2 separate regions of the Homo sapiens genome follow, and region 1 is linked to region 2. A link is a loop called in an ENCODE intact Hi-C map of the cell type or tissue named here. Cell type or tissue: GM12878. All regions are shown on one strand. Each heading gives the region's core, and the rest is flanking DNA. Links, peaks and the distances in the headings are about the cores only.

Region 1 (5,380 bases), core at 66-5,065, 47 kb after region 2:
CAGTGGCTGTGACTAGGAAGGTTGTGGGGAGTAGGGACAAAAATGAAGGCCAACTTGTCATAAATTCAGGAATACCTGGAGGCACCATTCCCTGTGGAAAGCGGAACCTCAGCTTCCATAGGCTTTTGCATGATGTAGAATCATAAAAGGGCGTGGCCCTTTGAAATCTGGAAGTTTGTAGCTCATCCTAAGCTCTGGAAACCACAATTCCATGTGATTCTCAGAGAAAGTAGGTAAAGGTGGGAGGCAAACATTAATCAGTGCTGTTTAAAGTAAACTTTCCCTCGAGAAATCTTAAAAACAGATTATTCCTTCTTTATTTGGAAAACTTTTCTAAACCTTCACATCAAAGTGAAGACCTTGAGTCTTCACCAAAAGACTCAAACTGGACAGACAATGAGAGTCACCGTAAGTGTTCATGACCCCTCTACCTGTATGTAACAAAGTCTGTGAGCTATAGGCACCTAAGACAACACTGCTCGGCACAAAACCAAGGAATCATTAGACTTGCAACCACCCTGGAATGTGTTAGTTTATTTACGATAACACAGGGGCAGGATATGCTTAGTCGATAGGTACATTAACATTAGAAATCTGCTTTCCCAGCGTGCGTAGCCCTGAACCTTGTTTCTTTCTGTCTATTAAAAGTGTCCTTGATTTGAATGCATTTGAGAGGCAGAATAAAGCTGAAGGCCTGGGGATGGTGACTGAAGAAGGAACACGTAAGTAACTAATGAATGTGAAGGCCATTCTCTTCCTGATTAAAATCTTTTTTTTTTTTTTTTTTTTTTTCCCCATACAGAGTTTCGCTCTTGTTGCTCAGGCTGGACTGCAGTGGCGCGATCTCACCTCACTGCAACCTCTGTCTCCTGGGTTCAAGCACTTCTCCTGCCTCATCCTCCCGAGTAGATGGGATTACAGGCTCCCACCACCACAGCCAGCTAATTTTTTGTATTTTTAGTAGAGGCAGCATTTCATCATGTTGGCCAGGCTGGTCTTGAACTCCTGACCTCAGGTGATCCACCCCACCTTAGCCTCCCATAGTGCTGGAATTACAGGCGTGAGCCACCGCACCTGGCCATTTAAAATCTTAATTACCTATTTCTGGTCAGAGCTCATGTCTTTGCTTAGTATGCAAGGACTTGCTCTGTTTCAGTAAAATGCTTCCATCGGTAGCTTTAATAAAGCTATCATCTAGGATGGATGTGTTCACATAGCCAGTTTTAACTAAAGACAGTTTATCATGATGTTTACAGTTTTCTTACTTTCTATTCTTCTGTTTTTCTCTCATTACCAGTCATTGTTCGGGAACGTGGTAAGTTTCAGTTTCTGGCCTGAGTTCCTACCGTGTGTGAATCCTAGGAGATCTCATTTAATTGCCTCAGCACAGAAACATTTTAGGCTTGGTAGTTGCATGTTGAGTTGAACTCAGCAGTTTGGTACTTAATTAAAGAAGTGTCTTCCATCTGTAAAGCATGGGTTATGGACCGTGAGCCATTTACTCTCCTTATCCAGTTGTCTTCATTACAAATGCATTTATTGGGCATTGTGCCTTGCAGCCCAGCTCAGTTTAATTGGGCTTTTCACCATTCATCCAAAGTTCCTTTTCCAAACCATTCTGACACAACTCCTTTATCATCTGTGTAGTCATTTACATTAGAAAGTATTCTCTGGTGAGAAGCCAAACCAATGCTCATCAACGTTCTGTGTTTTCAAGGTGAAAAAGTACTCCAGAATGACGAGTTCACGCGTGATCTCTTTAGATTCCTACAGTTACTTTGTGAGGGACATAACAGTGGTGAGTGGAACAGATTGATCTGCCAAGGAAACACAGCACTCGGGCAAAACTAGAATTCCGTTCAGTATGCCCCATTTGATGCAACTAGTTGTTAACTCAAGGACATCAGTTAATGCGTTCCTCAATAAGAAACTATGTAAATATCATGGCTAGTGATATTTAGTGCCACCAAGGCTAAGCTGCTTCCAGAATCTTCAGATGAGAAATCTAAATACCCAGCCCTTTCCATCTAGCCCCTTGGGGCTCGTTAAGTCCAGTTTCTGGTGTCCGCAGGTTGGGGGGGTGCTCAGAGCAGAGCTCTGCCCTGCAGGATCTGCCATGACCCAAACATGGTATTCTTGTAAGCCTTTTCACATAGAATGTCTTATCTGAGCTCAGCTGAGAGGGCATGCTTGGCCCCCTCGGCATGGCAGGGACAAGCTCTGACCCAGCACTGGTGCTCTCAGACTTTCAGAACTTCCTGCGGACTCAGATGGGCAACACCACCACCGTGAATGTCATCATCAGCACTGTGGACTACCTTCTGCGTCTGCAGGTGAGTGGGAGGGCCTTGGACAATGGGACCTCTCACCTTTGCTTCCAGAAGATAAACACAGTTACACAGGGTCAGGGACAGCCCAGGATACAGTCAAGCCCCTATAAGGAAGGCGTTGTAACGTGTATCCACAGATGCATGGGAAGTCCAGTGCCCAAAGAGTATATTTGAAGACAGAAGTGGGAGACGTGGTTAAACACCAAATCGTCTGTTATGAAATGCTGGTTTACTTTAGTTTTGCCAGTGAAAACCAATCTGTGTTGCTATAAAACAACCAAGAGCTATAACACAACCAAGAGCTCTAAAATAACCTGTGAATGAGAACAGATTTCACTAGAAAAAAAGACTTACACGAGATGATAGGAATAGGATGAGTTTACAAGTTCGTGTTGAGAAGTCAGATGGTTTGTTTCAAGGAAGCCCAAATTATATTGAAAAAATCTACACAAACCTATTAACAAAAAGGGATTTTTTTCCTCTTTGCTGATTCCTCATCCTGGTTCTGCCACTTACTGGTTTGTAACCTAGAGCAATATGTTTAATGTGCCTGTGTTCCAGTTTTTTCATCAGTAAAAGGGGTAGGACCTATGCCATAGGGTGGTAGTAAAGATTGAGAGGTTGGATACAGGCATACCTCATTTTATTGCAGTTGGTATTATTGTGCTTCACAGATGCTGTGTGTTTTACAAATCGAAGGTTTGTGGTAACCCTGCATCAAGCAAGTCTATCTGTGCCGTTTTACCAACAGCATTTACTCACTTGGTGTCTCTGTCACATTTTGATGATTCTCACAATATTTCCAACTTTTCACTATTATATCTATTATGGTGATCTGTGATCAGTGATCTTCGATGTTACTATTGTAATTGTTTTGGGGTGCCATGAACTATGCCCTTGTAAGACAGCAAACTTAATGTTGCATGTGTTCTCACCATTCCACCAACTGTTCCTCCATCTCCCTCCTTCTCCTCAGGCCTTCCTATTCCCTGAGACATAACAGTATTGAAGTTAGGTCAGTTAATTTCCCTACAGTGGCCTCCAAGTGTTCAAGTGAAAGGAAGAGTCACACATCTCCCACTTTAAATCAAAAGCTGGAAATGATTAAGCTTAGTAAGGAAGGCATGTTGAAAGCTAAGACAGGCCAAAGGCTAGGCCCCTTGCACTAAACAGCCAAGCTATGCAAAGAAAAAGTTATTAAAGGACATTAAAAGGGCTGCCTCAGTGAGCATATGAATGATAAGAAAGCAAAACACCCTCATTACTGAAATGGGGACAGTGCGAGTGGTCTGGATAAAAGGTCAAACCAGCCACAACATTCTCATAAGCCACAATCTAATCTAGAGCAGGGCTCTAACTCTCTTCAATTCTATGAAGGCTGAGAGAGGTAAGGAAGCTGCCAAAGAACAGTTTGAAGCTAGCAGAGTTTGGTTCATGAGGTTTAGGGAAAGAAGTCATCTCCAAAACAAAAGTGTAAGGTAAAGCAGCAAGTGCAGATATAGAAGCTGCAGCAAGTTACCCAGAAGATCTATCTAGGATAATTGATGAAGGTGGTCACACTAAACAACAGATTTCCCACGTACATGAAACAGCCTTCTCCTAGAAGAGAGATACCATCTAGGACTTTCATAGTTAGAGAGGACAAGCCAATACCTCACTTCAGAGCTTCAAAGGACAGGCTGACTTTCTTATTAGGGGCAGCCCAGCTGGTAGCTTTAAGTTGAAGCCACTGCTCGTTTACCATTCCAAAAATCCTAGGGCCCTTAAGAATTATGGTAAATCTACTCTGCCCATGCTCTATGTATGGAAAAACAAAGCTTGGATTGTCATCTGTTTACAGCATGATTTACTATTTTAAGCCCACTGTTGACACCAACTGCTCAGAAAAAAAAAAAGATTCCTTTCAAAATATTACTGTTGTTGACTATGCACCTGGTTCCAAGAGCTCTGATGGAGATATACAAGGAAATGAATCTTTTTTTCATGCCTGCTAATACAAGATTTATTCTGCAGCCCATGGATCAAGGAGTAATTTTGACTTGCAAGTCTTATTTTTTAAGAAATGCATTTCGTAAGGCTACAGCTGCTACAGATAGTGATTCCTCTGATGGATCTGGGCACGGTAAGTTGAAAACCTTCTGGAAAGGATTCAACATTGTAGATGTCATTAAAAAACATTGTGGGCCAGGCCCAGTGGCTCGCATCTGTAATCCTAGGACTTTGGGAGGCCAAGGCAGGAGGATCACAAGGTCAGGAGATCGAGACCATCCTGGCTAACACGGTGAAACCCCATCTCTACTAAAAATACAAAAAAAAAAATTAGCCGGGCATGGTGGCGGGTGCCTGTAGTCCCAGCTACTCGGGAGGCTGAGGCAGGAGAATGGCGTGAACCCGGGAGGCGGAGCTTGCAGTGAGCCAGATTGCGCCGCTGCACTCCAGCCTGGGCAACAGAGCGAGACTCTGTCTCAAAAAAAAAAAAAAAAAATTTTGATTCATGGGAGAAGGTCAAATATCAACATTAACAGGACTTGAGGAAGTTGATTGCAACCCTTGTGGGTGATTTGGAGGGGTTTGAGACTTCAGTGGAGGAAATAAATGCAGACGTGTTGGAAATAGCAAGAGAACTAGAATTAGTAGTGGAGCCTGAAGAACATGAACCTGAATTGCTGCAATCTCATGATCAAACTTTGACAAACGAAGAGTTTCCTCTCATGGATGAGCAAAGAAAGTGGTTTCTTGAGATGGAGTCTTCCTGGTGAAGATGCTCTAAACATTGTTGAAATGCCAAAAAGGGATTTAAAATTGTAAACTTAGTTGATAAGGAGTGGCAAGGTTTGAGAAGACTGACTCCAATTTTGAAAGAAGTTCTGTGGGTAAAATGCTATCAAGCAGTACATGCGTCTTTCATGAAAGGAAGTCAGTTGATGCAGTTAACACTGTCTTATTTCAAGAAATTGCCACAGCCACCTCAACCTTCAGCAGCCACCACCCTGTTTAGTCAGTAGCCATCAACATCAAGGCAAGACCTTTCACCAGCAAAAAGATGGTGG
Region 2 (5,380 bases), core at 113-5,112:
CTTACCCCTTGTTATTCCTGATTTTCATCCAGGTTTTCTTTCCCAATGCTCTCCCTGTGGCCTTTCTTGTCCTTTCACAATTTATCTCCTTATTTCTTCCTCCAATTCACAAAGCAAGACTGAAGAGAGAAAACACCATATTTCTCCTCATTGGCCACTGTGGTAAAGATGGTAAAACTCTTAGCTGAAAAAAATTGCCTCTTGTGAATGCCTGTATTTGATATGTAGAGGCACTCACTATCCTCAGTTGTCACCGAGGGAATTGGCAACTCAGGTCTGAAGTTAAAATGATGCCCCTCTTCCCACACCTGGCCACCACCTGGAACTTAGTAAAGAAGAGAAATAATCGGGGAAGAGCAGGTGCTGAGGAGGAAAGGCAGGGGAATAGGCCTGGCCTGGGGCCTGCCCAGAAGTGAAGCTGCATTGTGAAAGCTTCGCCAATATCACCTGCGTCTCAGCAGTCTCCGTCTCTGGGCAGCATTGATACACAGGGCACAATAGGACTGGTTTGTCCAAGGGCCTCCACTCTGCCTCTGGAGCAGTCCTGGGTGGGGAGGTTTTAGCAGTCAAACATTTATCCAAAGGACAAGACTGAGCCATCAGCTAAGAAGAGATTGCCTGACTGAGGACCTGTCAATCCAGTGTTGCTGACTGGGGGCTGATTTTGAAGTTATCGGCTCAAATGCTTCATAGCCAAGTAGGCTATCAGCCAAGCCTAAGAAGAAGATAAAACATAAAACCACATATATTAACTTCCCCTTATAGTAATTTAAAAGATCACTTTTTAAAATATGTTTGGTAACTTGAATGAAGACTGGGTGGCTTTTCGAAGGAATGCACAGCTTTCTGCCAACTCACCCACCCTTCCCTCCTCCTTCTCTCTAGTTCAGCAGATTTATATCTCAAGGAGAGCACTTCTATATACCCTAGATTTGCTGTCTGCAGATTCTATCATAGTCTTGTGCAGTCATTTTTCTTCAAGACCAGTTAAGATCACAATTTTTCTTTTCTTTTCTTTTTTTTTCTTTTTGAGTTGGAGTCTTGCCCTGTCACCAAGGCTGGAGTGCAATGGTGTGATCTCAAGCCTTTTGTTTTTGTTTGTTTGCTTGCTTCACAGGAAGACTTAAGAACCAGACCTTAAGATATGGTGGACAGTCAACTATTTGTACAAAAGAGGGAAAGGAGTAACCGTTATCTGAGGTCTCTCCTGTAAATCAAGCAGTAGGTTTTAGGACCTATTGTTTCTGTTGTAAGGGCAGGTCTTTTATTTTTGTGTCTCATTGGTGCTTTGGTGTGCTACCTACTGTTCCCACTAGTGGACACAGGCTCCATCCATAGCAGAGAAGAGACACAGAGAAATTACACAGATTTCAAAGCATTTTTGAGAACAGGGAAGGATCCATCTCAATTTGGATACCAGCAGAACTTGCTCTCACACATGCTGGGAGAGAGGGACAAAGCCGCACAGTGTGTTATATCATCTTAACCAGTTAAGAACTAGGATCTGGCCGGGCGTGGTGGCTCACGCCTGTAGTCCCAGCACTTTGGGAGGCCGAGGCGGGCAGATCACAAGGTCAGGAGATCGAGACCATCCTGGCCAACATGGCGAAACCCCGTCTCTACTAAAAAAAAAAATAGAAAAAGAAATTAACCGGGCATGGTGGTGGGCGCATGTAGTGCCAGCTACTCGGGAGGCTGAGGCAGGAGAATGGCGTGAACCTGGGAGGCGGAGCTTGCAGTGAGCTGATATCGCGCCACTGCACTCCAGCCTGGGTGACAGAGCAAGACTCCGTCTCAAAAAAAAAGAACTAGGATCTAAGCAGTGAGAGCATTGGTTAGTGTCTAGAGAAAGAGGAGGGGAAGAAGTGCATGCAAGCTTGCTGAGCCTAGTGCCTAGGGATGTCCATGGATTAATCTATGGGGAAGGCCTGATCTGCCAATGCATGGGGCCAGCATGTGGGGGGCCACACTTCTCAATGGACTTCTTTGTTTCCAGGCAACGCCCTGCCCTTGGAGAATGTCTGGCCTCGCTGGCAGCTGCCATACCAGTGGCATTCCTGGAGCCCACCCTTAATCGCTACAATCCACTCTCGGTCTTCAACACCAAAACCCCCAGGGAGAGGTCTAGTAAGTATCTCCCCTCAAAGGTCATCAACCCATTTCATGTGCTGAGAGGAGAGGAGCCACACAGGCAGGGAGCAGCAGCCCTGCAGCACTGTGGCTTTCTTGGTCTGAGAGGAGCCAGGAGGTGAGGTTAGGGACTAGGTTGCAGGTCTGCATCTTACTGGAGAAATAAGCATGGGCAAGGCTTTGTTATAATTAGGCTTTGGTTTCCTCTTCTCTAAAGTGAGGAGTCAGTGTTGCTGATTTTGAAATCCTTTCCATCCTAAGACCTCAGGGTCTCTTGTCTGCTCTGGGTTTCAGTTCCCCCTCTGCACCTGGGGATGTGACTCCTTTTTTGCAGTGCCTCTCCAGAGTGGTATCAGAAGGTGCACATCCACAGTAATAACCCAGTTATACTCTTCAAGTCCATGGAGAGGCGTGCTTCTAAAGATGCTGATGACACATTTTTGTCCTCATGGAAGATAAGACATAGAAAAGCACCAAAAGGAAGAGAAAGTGTACAAGAAAGAATATTTCTTAGCAAACATATTGACACGCTAGGTTCCACAACAGGGTGGCAAACTATGACCACAGGGCAAATTTGGCCCCCTGCCTATTTTTGTAAATAAAGTTTTATTTGAACACAACCACACCTACTTACGTACATTTGGTCTGTGGCTGCTTTAGCACGACAATGGCAGAGTTGAGTAGAGGCAGGAAAGTTTGGCCCGCGAGGCCTAAAATATTTACTATCTGGCCCTCTACAGGAAACGTTTTCCACCCTCTTTTGTAAAATGATCCTGGAACTAAAATCCAAGGCAGGTTGTAAATCTGCTTCTGGAGGGTGCTTGTATCTGGGTTAATTGTGATCCTGCCTAAGGATAAGGGAATAGAATAGAGGAGCTTCAAGTAGGAGCCTTGAATCAAGCTTGGACTCCAACTAGAAAGAACTGCGATGATTCCATCTATTCTGAAGCAAAAATTACCCAACTGTAGGCTAATCAATATTAAGGGAAAACAAGCTACAGTAAATTATTTTCAACCAGAGCTTTTTCTATTCAGAACCAATGTTTTCTTAAAATATTGCTATACACTACCAGTAGATGTCTGGACGTGGTAGCAATTCCATTTAGTTCAAGCCCCCTTTCTCAAACTGCCATGAGATTTAAGGAAGAAGCATTCTGAGCAAGAAAGGGCTCATGCCACACTTTTCTTTGCCACTGCTGTTTTTTTCATCTAAAAATGCGAAGTGCTAAGCCATGGCAGCTTTATTCCCACTCGCTTCTTGTTACTTCAGGTAAGAGGAGCACATTGCCCCCCAGAAATGATCACCAGGACAATTCAGATAAGGCCACTAATAAAAATCTTTCACTGAGCTAGAATACAGTGGAGACTAGTGTTCTCAGAGGTAGTCAAGAGAAACATTGCCAAGATGCCTCAACTTTCCAAAGTCCCGTATGAAATCTATAAGTTAACCTTTCCTCAACCGCTTCAGCCTCATCTCACCCTTTCTTCCCTTTGAAATTAGCAAAAAAAAAAAAAGGGGGGGGGGATTTCCAACCTTTTTTTTACTTCCCACTCCTGATTCCAAATGAGTCCTGGCTTTCCACCAAAGTGGAAGCTGAGCAGCAGAGCAGACTTTGGTGAAGTTGAGAAGTGGCTGTGACATCTCCAGGCAAATGCCAGCCCAGGTGTTGCTTCCTGACTCCAAAGGGACATGGGGCCCAGTCATGACAGTTCTGGATATGTATACATTTATTCTGCTTCAACTGTGACTTGAGAAATAGTGTATCTCTGTCTCTATACCAGCACTGTGTAGAGCTTCACCTGGGGAAAGAGAGAAACTGCCTCTGCTCTTTAGTTCATAAAGGCACAGTAGCAGGGTGAAATGAGGATGTGACAAAGATAGAGGAAAGCCTAGGTTAGCTTTGGGAGGGAGGGGAATTAGTCTCTTGCATTGTGCTCCTTCCCAAGAGCTATTTGAAAAGTGTTCCTTTTCATTCTATATACCTTTGCATTGATTTGATAAGACATATTCATAAATAAAAAATGACTCCCCACCATTGCATATTCCAAAGGAAGAAAAGAGACAAGGTTGTAATTAGAGATGACACAGTCCTTTATCCATTAGCGACACACTATGGGACTCTATGTCCAGCTCCCCTGAGCCCATGTCTTTCATCACTGGCTTTAGCAAAGAGTGGATGCTGACCGTGTATATGGCTCTTAAAAAGTTTATCTAGAGCCGGAGAATGACTGTTGGCTTAATGAGCTGTAAGAAGGTAGACTTCATTCATTACAAAGTGGGTGGCCTGAGGGATAAAGGGCGGGGAGGAATGTATAAGGTGACAGGTGATGTGAGCCTGTGATTTAGAAATACAGTATGAACTGATTTATCATGTCTTCAGTTAATTGGGCATCTCTATTAATTGACACTTGATGCTTTGCCAGCAGAATTACTCAGATTAGTATCTTTGATGCCCTATAACATCCTGGTGCATTTTCTTCCTTATCCAAAAATTATTAAGATATACCTAGAAAAAGTTTAATACTGTTATGAGTCAGTTATTCAAAACTAGTTAAATCCTTAGTTATGGGTGGCAGTGATCTATTAATCAGAACACTAGATGTCAGACCAAAGCATCCTATTACCAGTCAGTTTGCTTTTCTTCTGTACCCTATTGGAACTCTTTTCTCTTTGGTTGATTATTCCAATTCTAATGTAAGCCATCTGTCTGTGTTGCAAAGAGAAGAGGTGCTAAAGTGAGGCACACAAGACTTTAGAATCTAATCTGGTGATTCTTGAATTCTAACGCGCATCAGAATCACCCGGGAGGCTTGTTCAAGACTGTTGAGCCCCACCCCTAGGGTTTCTAATGCAGTAAGTCAGTTTGGAGTGAGGCCCAGGAATTTGCATTTTCAGCCGGTCTCCAGGTGATGCTGGTGCTGCTGGTAGGAGGATTGCACTTTGAGAATTATTGATCTAGAAGTTAAAAGGACAGTGATTCTAAAGATTCCCCCTAACAGTCTTGCGTCTGATTCTAAGAGGACACAGCTGAGGCTGTTTTTCTAGCAGCTAACTCGGAATTCATTCTGTGGGTTTATGCTGTGGCATTTGAAATACAAAACACCCTGAATCACAAATGTTTGTTCCACTCAAGGGCCAATTACGTATAAATAACTTTTAAAGGTCATTATAATGGCTCCAGTGCAGCAACCTCAAGCAACTCTGTTTTTCTTAGGCAGCGGGCAAAAAGTGTTCATGATGATGTATTGT

Evidence for each region. Peaks named below come from ENCODE experiments on the same cell type or tissue, not always from the same donor. Only the 100,000 strongest peaks of a DNase experiment are listed, where the experiment ranks them.
Region 1: a loop joins it to region 2, with 5 times the contacts of the local background. A loop is called at or near these places in 2 of 110 quality-filtered maps.

The regions. Positions count from the first base shown.
Region 1 is chr15:33,824,955-33,830,334 of GRCh38, forward strand. It overlaps RYR3 (ryanodine receptor 3), which reads left to right. Exons shown (of 104, transcript NM_001036.6): 82 at 649-722; 83 at 1,298-1,315; 84 at 1,718-1,798; 85 at 2,245-2,333. Among named protein-coding and RNA genes, the nearest start is that of CHRM5, 140 kb to the right of the region's middle. In GM12878, for the core only: no CTCF peak of the experiment used is centred there; no DNase peak of the experiment used is centred there.
Region 2 is chr15:33,778,215-33,783,594 of GRCh38, forward strand. RYR3 (ryanodine receptor 3) reads left to right here. Exons shown (of 104, transcript NM_001036.6): 65 at 1,997-2,127. Among named protein-coding and RNA genes, the nearest start is that of CHRM5, 190 kb to the right of the region's middle. In GM12878, for the core only: no CTCF peak of the experiment used is centred there; a DNase peak (open chromatin) is centred at 2,333.